Regions from separate parts of the Homo sapiens genome. Here region 1 is linked to region 2. Evidence: chromatin loops called from intact Hi-C (ENCODE). Cell type or tissue: dorsolateral prefrontal cortex. All regions are shown on one strand. Each heading gives the region's core, and the rest is flanking DNA. Links, peaks and the distances in the headings are about the cores only. Region 1 has its middle 76 kb from the start of LINC01479. Region 2 overlaps LOC105369812 (a long non-coding RNA gene).

Evidence for each region. Hi-C counts contacts between places; a loop is a spot of excess contacts. Peaks named below come from ENCODE experiments on the same cell type or tissue, not always from the same donor. Only the 100,000 strongest peaks of a DNase experiment are listed, where the experiment ranks them.
Region 1: a loop joins it to region 2, with 5 times the contacts of the local background. A loop is called at or near these places in 1 of 110 quality-filtered maps.

What each region holds. Positions count from the first base shown.
Region 1 is chr12:67,850,291-67,855,678 of GRCh38, forward strand. No RefSeq gene overlaps it. Among named protein-coding and RNA genes, the nearest start is that of LINC01479, 76 kb to the right of the region's middle. In dorsolateral prefrontal cortex, for the core only: no CTCF peak of the experiment used is centred there; no DNase peak of the experiment used is centred there; H3K27ac peaks cover 1,374 bases.
Region 2 is chr12:67,454,895-67,460,282 of GRCh38, forward strand. All of the region lies in intron 4 of LOC105369812 (a long non-coding RNA gene), which reads left to right. Among named protein-coding and RNA genes, the nearest start is that of LINC02420, 15 kb to the left of the region's middle. In dorsolateral prefrontal cortex, for the core only: CTCF peaks have their summits at 3,207 and 3,423; no DNase peak of the experiment used is centred there.

The DNA.
Region 1 (5,388 bases), core at 238-5,237, 400 kb after region 2:
TGTTCACATACTAGCATTTACAACCTCCAGTACCAATGTTATGAAACATATTTTGAGAAATGCTGCTTTCTGTCTTTAGGTCTAAGAACATTCAGTTTTATTTTATTGGGATAGTACTCTTAGTGATTGTTAGATAGGTTTTAACTTCATGCTTCTAACTATCTAAATCACCTAAAATTGTGAGTATCAGTATTTCTAAAGGAAAATACACACAGTTTTAATTATTTCAGGGAAAAAAAGTCAATAACCACTCTAAAACAAGACTTTTGGATACTATGAGAAAATTTTCAACTAAAAAATAGATCAGATTAAATCAATTATCTAGACAGAAGAAAATACTTACTATTAAAGAACACATTAGTTTTGGTAATTGTGTGTTGTGGGGGGTGGGATAATGTGGTAGCTCATCTCCAACGATGGCTTCCAACGAATCACATTTTCTAGCGTTTACTCCCTTCCACATTAAATCTGGGTTCACCCTGTGTATTATTTTAACTAGGAGTATGTGGAAGGTCTGTGACCAAGTCTTTGTGTTTTGGGGGTCCCTGAGCCACCATGCAGGTTCTAGTGGAGAAGCCACATGTAGAGTAGGAGAGACCCTGTGACTATGTAGGAAGAGAAAGAAAAAAAAAAAAGCCCCAGCTATCTGAGTATCCCAGCTGAGATGGACAGGAGGAAGGTAGACAGAAGGCATCAGCTTTCTAAGCTTTCCTCTCAAAAGCCTAGACATGTCTGAGCCACCTTAGACACTGTAGATCAGTTGAATCATTAGATGATTGTAGCTGCAAACGGAATCACATGGAGCAGAAGAATTACCCAGCTGATCCCAGTTAACTCACAGAGTCATGAAAGGGAAAGAGTTATTTTTAAGCCACTAAATTTTGCAGTGGTTTGTTACACAGCAAAGATGACCAAAACAAGCAGCTAATATGGAGGAGTGTGCAGAAAAGTATTCAAATGGCTTGCTCTTCATTTTCTTTTCCTAAACACTAGTTGAATGCATTTAAAATTTGTTCTCAGATTCCCTCTGATAATTCTATGCTGATTGAATTTATAAGATCTTAAAAGGGTAAAAATATCACAAAAATAGCTTGTTGAGATCCTGCAGAAAAACATGTTTTATAGCCACACTCATGCTTTGTGTCAGAACTTTTCTCCTTCAGAGAAAATTGCTAACATTATCTAAAAAGAGAGTTTTTTCAGTTCTGACTTCGCTTTTAAGTTTTAAAAATAATAAAACATTAAAAAGATGAACATAAAAAACAAGCTGTATGTTTAATGAGGAAAAATTATTACTGTATCATTATCATAGACATTTCCAGGTCAGCTTCTGGATTTTTTTCTCTGATGATGATTCTCATTTTAAAAGTGATGAAAATGAGAGATGAAACTATAGTTCACAAGCGGCTTTTTCAGTGTGAGAAATTGAAGGAACGCGGGGCAGAGAATAAGGTCTCACAAGATGGGAGTGTGGTACCCAAGGGCTAGGTGGCATAAAAAGAGAACAAGAGATTTTGTTTGCTTGGTTTTTGTAATTGCTATACATATGAGACTTTGATAAGAGTGATACCAAGACAAGACATCTAGGAAGTTTCTGGATAGTGAATGCATGATACAAAATGCCAATATTTTGCCAATAGTAAAAATATATAAGTTTTTTCTCAAGTTATGCAGGCAAACTGGTGTTTCCTGTGACTGTGACTCTGTAAAGACATTGGGTCATATCCCTTAAGATTTCTAGGATTACACATGAAAAGTCATCATCAAATCAATTAAAAATGATTTATAAGACACTATTTTTAAGTATTGTGTGGGGACAGAGAGAGTGTAAAATTGAAACATTCTTAAGTTAATGGTAATCTAGTAGGAAACTAAGAAATATATTCTGTTATGTTCATAGATATCAGTAGAATAGGATAGCAGAATGTCATAGCTAAATGAAGACTAGGATTGAGAGCTTAGCTATTGGTAAAACTAGAAGGTTTATCACCTCTCTGACAATCAGTTTGCATGAATAAATGTGCACTGATTTGCATTTTCTAGGCAAAGAATAAGGATTTCTTTCCCTTTGTTGCTCTGCCTGGAAGAGCTCCTGATAGAGAAGAAAGGGATGAGGCCAGTGGAGGGGTGGAATGCTTTTCTCTTCTGCCTTGGCTATTGGACTGGTTTGGAGTCTCTGCTCAGTGAGTTATGAGTCAAAATTTAAAAAGCTGATTCATAAAACCTTTCCAAAATAGTAATCCCAAGTAGTGACAGGTAAGGGCCCAGTAGCAAAGTATAGAGCAGTGATGGGGAGGGTGCCACGGTGTCCACACAGTGGGCACTCACTAAATACCTAGTGAACAAACAGCCCTGGGACATTCGGACTGTTGGCTTGGGAGCTGCAGGAATACATGCCCTTGGCCTGGATGTTGCTGGGTATAGTAGGCACTGTTAATATCAGCAGCAAAGCAAAGTTCTTAAGTGGCTTAACAGGAAAAGGACAAGAGGGATGTGAAAAAGAAAAGAAAATCACATCACACAGCGACCAGAGAGATCAAGTTGTTCACAGCACATATGAGATACTTGGGAACTCAAAAGATACATACTGGCAGATGGGAGGAAGAACAGTGGAGGGAGGAGTGGATTTGCATGTACTGGCAGCTGTGGGCAGGAACAGGACATTTATTTCATGAGGATTAAAATGACTTCATTTGTATCTACTGGAGCCTAAGGATGTTTGGTTACATAAGTACAACGTAATAAGAAAAAAACTGAAAGGTTTGCTGTGCTATAGAAGCAAAGAACAAGGGTAGACAAATCCAGACAGGAAGAAAGTTTACATCTGGTTGCAGTATGGTCCTGTTTTATAATGCCATACAGGTTGGGATGTTGGGAAGTTAGTGCCAAAGTGAAAGTGCCAGTCTTCGTGTTATTGACTTCGAGTTTCAATAAAGTGACCTCTTTTAACAGCAAACATCATGTGTTTGGAGAAAATGTTCTCCCTGGGGTGGGGTAGGAGGGATTGTCTTCATTGTGCTGAATAGCTACTGTAGTGATATAAGCTTCTGATTTATCATCTAGCCTTAAACACTTGTCAGTGCATCCGCATGAAAATCTAGGCCAATTTAGTTTGAAGCAGAGCCCAGAAAAGTTCTTGCACAATATACATTTAAGAGGTTTTCTTTGGGCAAAAATAGTTACACCGTGAATTCTGTTCTCAAAGACATCCTTTTCTTCCAAGGTTATGTGGCAGTGACTTCACTTGGCAGTTCTATACTCTGGAACAAAATCTGAAGCAATATAAAAGCCCAGACAAAAAAAAAAAAAAAGCCAAATCACCTTCTCAGGGAAATTAAATGCACAGATATCCTCAAGGCACCAATTAGAGAGAAACAACACTCCCTACAGTGAGAAATATCTAAACCAAACTTCTTGTGGCAACATAAACATTTTTCTTTTTGTACTGTCATATTAAAATTTATATAATGAATTTAATTTTCATAGCCATAAAATAAAGTGTGATATACTATTGGTAACTGTCTAGGAGTGTGATGCTTAAAATAGTTTAGTATGTGGATATGTGAATGAGAACCTTGTTTGGCTGGTTGTTCCTTTTATGAAACTATCCATTTCTTTTGGCATTTCACCTTCTTCCTCTTCGCTTCATTTTCCTCTTCATATTTCCCCTGGATCTATCTGAGTTACCTGACATGTGGTCCTTTGTCTTACAGAGCCATGTAACTGAAAAGCAACTGTAAATGCCTTCCACATTTGGACACAGGTTGTACCTTCGGCTGTTGAATGCCTCTGCCTGTCCTGTTCCCTCAAAGACCTCCCTTCCCCCTGCTACCTTTGTTTCTGTGCCACCATACTTTTTTGACATAGGTTTCCAAGCTGCCTTTATTTTTCCATTTTGGTAGTGCAAGCTCCCAGCCTGACAAACACAACTTCACTATTAGAATCCTTAGGATTTGATGTGATTTATTCATAGTTTCAACCTAGATGGCAACGGTCCTTTTTTTAACTCATGCCCCTCAAGTGTTTATATGACTGTCTTCAAAAAGGATTAGGTAGGAAAAGAACTGGAATATACCTTAACATATTGCATTTGTGCTTTTGCATATATGTGCTTTATCCAAAGCTACACTTTCTTTTCATAATACGTCCTCCTGGCTGAGAGGGAAGAAAATATATCATGGATTAAAATGCCATTTCTGGAAACTCATTTCAGACTGGCATTAAGCAAGCCAAGAAGACAGCATCTTAAAAGATTGTTAATGAGTAATAGACTCAGTATTTATGTTGCCAGGAATGTACAGCAACCAGTCTTCATTAATCACTGATAAGCACATTAGTGAATTATATTGATGAATTGTTCAGAAAAAGACTGGCTCCTAATGATCATTTTAAATACCATATAGAGTGAACATTTTATTTCTATGTTGACCCTAATGTCTCACTAGTATGCAGGAAAGGACCTTACACCTAAACCTGTCACAGGAGAGGGGGCAGGAGGGGAGGAGACAGTGTTGTAGAGTGGTTAGGCAAGGGCTCTGTGGTCAGAAATATCTGTTTTAAAAACTCAGCTGTAGAACATACTGCCTATGGGACCATGGGAAACTTATTTCACCTCTCTACGCCTCCATTTCCCCATCTATAAAAGGAGAGTAAGTTTGTTATAAAGATGATAAGCACATTAGTGAATATGTTGATGAATTGTTTGGAAGAAGACTTTCTGACTTCCAAAATGATGCATCTGGCGTAGTAAGCAGAGTGCCTGGTGGAGAATCTACTTTCAAAATGGCTGGAGGCTGACATTTGTCATTCTTTTTGACTGTCCATTAACTTCACTGATTTACTATGTTTGGAAAATTCCTTATGTTATGGGCTTAATTGGGATGCAAAACCAGGGTTTCACTAACAGAACCTTCCAGAAAATACCAGATTTTTCCTTTCCCAGCCTCCCATGTGGCTTGAGTGGCCATGTGACCTAGGCTCAGTCAATCAGACACTCATACACAGATTGAGTCAGGAGTTAAGAATCATGAAAGGGCAGGATAGGGGAATGTGTCCTGGTGATAGAGGGTGGTAGCTCTAATAGCTCATGCAGTCTGTGGGGAAGCAGAGTTGCAGTGCTGTGGAAGCTTCCAGAGTTCTAACTCTGGCAGAAGTGCTGCAAGTGCTGATATCCAGGGTACAGCAGTGGGGGCAGCAAGTCCTCTCTGGACTGGATTTTTGACATGAAATGTGGTCCTACCTGCTGCCTTGCCTTTCTTGTTTCTGCCCATTCTGAGTCTAGTTCCCCAGCCTTTCCAGTGATTCTGTGAACTAATGAATTTCATTTCAATAAATTCTATTTTTCCTTAAGTCAGGAAGAATTTATTTCCATTGCTCAGCTTGAAGTAT
Region 2 (5,388 bases), core at 299-5,298:
TATGAAAAATCCCAATAGAAAAATGGACGCGAGAAAAAACAGACAGTTCAAAAAAGAAAAAATATAAATAGCTGTAAGCATACAGAAACATATTCAACCTTGTTATTAACGAAGGAAAATGAAATACAGAGGTACCAATTTTTATCTTTCAATTGGGAAAAAAGGCTTACACCCAGCATTTGTAAGAGTAGGAGGAAAAAACCACACTCTTACAAAATCAGTGAGATTGACTAAACAAGTACACCTTTTCTATGGGAGGGCAATTTGGCACTATGTATCAAAGGTCTTAAAAAAATATATAACTTGATCTAGCAAAGTTTGTTCAGAGAAACTTATAAAGAAATACAGTAGGTCCTAGAATAATGTTTTTCCTGTCATTCAACATTATTTTCTTGCAACATTGACAAGAAAAAATATTGATTCCCTGCCGGGGCCACTGTCTGTGTGGAGTGTGCACGTTCTCCCCATGTCTGCATGGCTTCTGTCCATGCACTCCCGTTGCCTCACACATTCTGAAGCTGTGCATGCTAGGTGAACTGGCTTGTCTCAATGGCCCCAGTCTGAGTGGGTGTGGGCGGGTGTGTGAGTGCACCCTGCGATAGGATGACGTCCTGTCCAGAGTTAGTTCCCACCTTGCACCCTGAGCTCCCAGGACAGGCTCTGGTCACCCAAGACCCTGAACTGGAATAACTGGGTAAAAAATGACCTGACTTATTTTTATTAATCTTTTAAAAATGTATGTATAGCTCACATTTATTTTAATGTTTAATATTACAAGTGTTTGGGGTCTTTATTTAGAAGCTTGATATTTTAGTGACCAGAAATATGCTGTGGGAACTTAACTCTTGTTTATATCAGTTAGCCTTTGGTAAAATTGGTTTCCTTATATGTTGTTTTGCTTAAAGTTGTTCCAGTTAAAGTCACAATTTCCAAGAACCTATAGGGGACATGAAGTGAGGACCTGCTGTAATTGGACAAGTGGGCAAGGATGTATGTACAGGGGAGTTCATTGCAGCATGATTTGTATTAGCAAAAATGTCTATTAATATGAGTCAACGAACATTTATACATTGAAGTACTGTGTACCTCTTAAAAACAGTGATATTGATCTGTTGTAGTCCCATGGAAATATATCCAATGTATATGTAAAAATAATCAGATTACCAAATAATTTATAACTACCTTTGTAAGAAAAATAAAAGAAAATAAGATGGAAAGCATATATATTTAAATGTTAATGGTGATTAGTTTTCTCCAGTGGTTGAATTTCAGTTGATTTTTACGTTTTCTTTATACCTTTCTGCATTGTCTAATGTTTTTTACATTGATCACTTGTTACTTTGAAACTAAAAATGGCTATTACTGTTTTGAAACATGACATTTTTACTACTCTGAAAAGGTGAAACACATTAGAGAACTAAGAGGATTTAATTCTTTAATGAATGTGTAGTTTTTTGTTATGCTACGGAACTTAGCCTCAGCCTAATAAGCTAAACCCAAAGTGAGGGTGAGTAAGATTCAAGAGGAAGAAGACAAAGAAGCTTAAAAAAATCTGAAGTCTGTAGAAATAATAGATCTTTCTAAAAGGGATATAGAGAAAAGAGGGAATTAACCTTCACATGGTTCAACTGCTGCATTGAATCATTGGCTTGTCAGAGGAAAAACCTGGACAGTTAACGGTTCTTCTTGTGTCAGGCAGGGAAACAAGCAGATGTCAAATAGTGTTTGGCAAACGGACCTGCAGAGCCACCCTCCAGCAGTTTCTGAAGGGAATCTCAACTCCTTGTTCCTGAATTTGTGGAACAGGATCTGGGCCAACTCCTTCCCCCACCTCCCGCCTTTTTTTTTTTTTAACTAACCCAAAATGAACTCCTTATGCAAAGTCTGGATGGTTTCCAACCCACCCAGTGCTCAAGGTTGTCAGCCAGCTGTTGGCAGCTCACACTGACTCATTTTCTTTTCTCTTAAATGGTGCAGAAATATGTTGCTTTACATACAGAGGAGAAAAAAAAAAAGCATTGAAGGACCTAATTTGAAAATACCTCACATCTCCTAAAATCAGCCTTAAGACCTAGTCAGTTTATTTCCCCATTCATTCTGTGGTACTAAATGTGTTGAAGTGGGAGGGTCCCACAGAGAACTACCCTTTTGATGATATGTCAAGGGAATTCCTCAGCAAATTCTCCTGGAAAGGAGATAACTTGAATATTAACGAAGAATCTATCTCCCTTGCCATTCTCTTGCCACTGCCAACTGAAAATGTAGCATTTTATATTTATTTAAAACAGAATCTATCATAAAATAGATCTATTTTAAGAAATTGAATATTTAAGGAATGTATCATCCTTACTCTCTATCATCCAGTCTTGTTGGGAGGTAATGTAGCCTAGTGGTTAATATCAGAAGCACTGGAGTCTGTTTCCTCATCCATAAAATACTATCTACCCCCACTGGGCTGTTGTGAAGCTTAAATGAAATGTTTTAGAAGTATGCAGTGCTGGCCTGGCACAGGCCAGTTAATGGAGGCCAGCAATAAACACGACTTTTACCCCTGGATCACAATCAACATAGCAAGCATCTTCACAGAATCCTTAGATATTTAGAAAGGCAGGCGTCACAAACTTTTTTTTTTGTTTCAAAATGTCCTTCTCAGAAACACCACTGTTTGCTGGGTTAGGAGGTAAGTTCTCCCACCCCTAATCTACCAGCCCCACTCACCAAGTGTTGCTGGATCTCTTCCCTCACTAACACCACCCTCTGGGGTCAAGGATTCAGCCTTCTTTTTCCAGGGGTGGGAGGTAGGTTTTGTAAGGGTCTTGGATTATTGACACAAAGGCCATCCACAAGGGGCAATCAGATGGGCTCAGCACATTCTGGAGTCACGGAGGATCATCTGCGGCAATGTGAGAATGGGTCATGGGAGGCCCCTGCCCAGCCCTAAGGAAAAAAACAAGTGAGGGGGCAGAGTCTTGTGCTCGTGACAGGAGCCAGCCAGATTCACAGCAGCCCTCCTGGTAGTGGCCGCCCACAAATCTTTGAGCAGAAACTCTCTGAACTGCCTTTCCTCCTGAGCCTGGGTGGAAACAAAACTTCAGAACAATAACTTCTCCTTTCCCTCGGCCTTCCAGTCATAACTCTAATTCTTCTTCAGGCCAAGTGGATCCTTCTGCCCACTAGGGGAAAGGACAGGAAGTGCTGAAAAAGAAAACACGATGATGAGTATTTCAAGATCTTCTCTTCCACCCTCGCAATGATGGCCTTTTCTTAGTTCTGTGTAGCTGTTGGGAAGGCAAGGAAAAAGGGAGAACTGGGAGTGTGGTGCCTCCTTGGGAATTTCTCTGGATGGAGAATACGAAATTGAAAAGCCAAGAGTTCCTGCTTCGGGAGTGGGGAGTAGGGACTCTTTCTCCATGCGTTCCATATCTTCAGAATAATTTCATGCTCAGCATTTTTGCCTTTTCTCTGAAGTCCTCCCCAAGTCCTGGAAGAACCAAGAAATCACCATGGCTCCGACAGAATTTGTTTTAAGCAAGACTCAACTTGTCAGCTGATGCCACAGCGACCTCCTGCTAGACTATGAGTTTCACAGGCTCAGCACTGGTTAGGAACTGCTAGACTTTCAGACAGGGCTGGCTCCAGTTTTTCCCTCTGATTCATGGATTAAAGTGGAATTTTCCAGTGAGGCTTGATCTAGGAGGAATTCTTCTCTTTGGGTCCACAAGTTCTCTTTATTCTGCAAAGGAATCCTACCCTGTGGCCATAGTTGGGCAGTCTCTGTCTATTCCATCAACCGCCAGACCTCAGATGAGAAGAGAAATAGGCATCCCTGGCAGAGAGATCTCCAAATACAGAGTGTTTTTCACTCATTCACGCAAGAGTCACAGGCTCATTGATAACAGTGTATAGGGGTTTGGGTTCTCCATTTTTATTAAATAATGTATTATTACTATGAAAGTTTTCACATCTAAGAAATCAAACGGTTTTACAATTGTAAAAGGGTTGTGCAACTTTTACATCCTTTCTAGCATTAACAGCATTATTTTTAAAAAATAAAATTAATAATAAAAATATTTTTTATTTTCTAATAGACAGTTTTTTTCTATTTGAAAAAGCTGTAACAGACAAAATTTCAGCTGTTAAAATATTTATTTCTTGATTTGCTAAGTAACTGTGAGAGTATTATTTGTTAAAAGTTGGACTTACTTGCATTTTGAGTACATGGTAATATTGCCATTGGAATGTAAATCTAAGAAAGTTTAATCCCTAAAATGCTGTTACTAGATGAAATGCTAAGTCAGACCCCAGTAATGATGACTAGTGTGAACATGAGATAATTAATGACTCTTTATTATGTAGGGTCAGAGTAGTAGACCTTGAAATAGAACATTGGCATGGCAGCAAGGACACAGCACATGAGATTTACGAGGACCAAGACTTTCCAGACTATGGGGGGTGAGTGAGCACCAGCCCAGGATGGCAGGCATCACATTCATTTCCCAACCACTTCTTAAGGGTTATTTCTGTAGACAGGCAATTGCTGTGGTTGGAGTAGGAATGGAGAGAGTAGAGGAAGGATGCCTTGGTGTCTTTTCAAGTGAATACTTAAAAAAAAAAAAGGTTCTTGAAAGAAAGGTCATTCTTTATTTTGCTTGGCTTGTTCTTTCTATTTGGAAAACTTCCCAACAGAATCTACTACCCAGTTTCTTCAAGTCATGCAGAGTCAAAGGACAGAAGAGATAAAAATGTAGATCTTATTTTGCAGGGGTTTATTGACCTCCTGTGTTTGCCATCTTACCAATGAGCCTTGTTGGGTGAGATGGCAGTAAGAGGGCAGCCCGTATTTAGAAAGTGCACAGTCACACACCTCACAAGCTGTGACATCAGTAGATCTTGGAAGCAATAACAACTATGCTCATAGGTCTGATGGTATCGACGGGTTCCTATTGTTCCAACAATATCTGAGACTTAGATGCCAGGGAGTCTGCAGTTAGAATCCCCTTCCCTTTTCTGCATATGTATGTGAATGTTTCTTGCCTTATACTGGAGTACGCTAAAGAAGAACAGAAACTCAATGCCCAGCCTTTCTTTAATCTTACCCTCATTTCAGATATAAGAAAGAACGTTTATATTCCAACCTGGAGTTTTACCTGTAGTTTAGTTTCATTGCAAAACTCTATTCATGCTTTCCTCATACTAGCCTTGAGCTCTTTACTATAATGGGCCTATGGAAATTATTTTATATCACCCCCAATAAATATTTTCCTGTCTTTATTACTAAATTAGGGGCTTGTCCCGTTGTCTGGCCTTGAGGATTTTTCTACTAATATTTGTTGAAATTAAAAGAAAGCCAAGTCTTTTGAAGATTTAATACCATATTATGGCAACTCT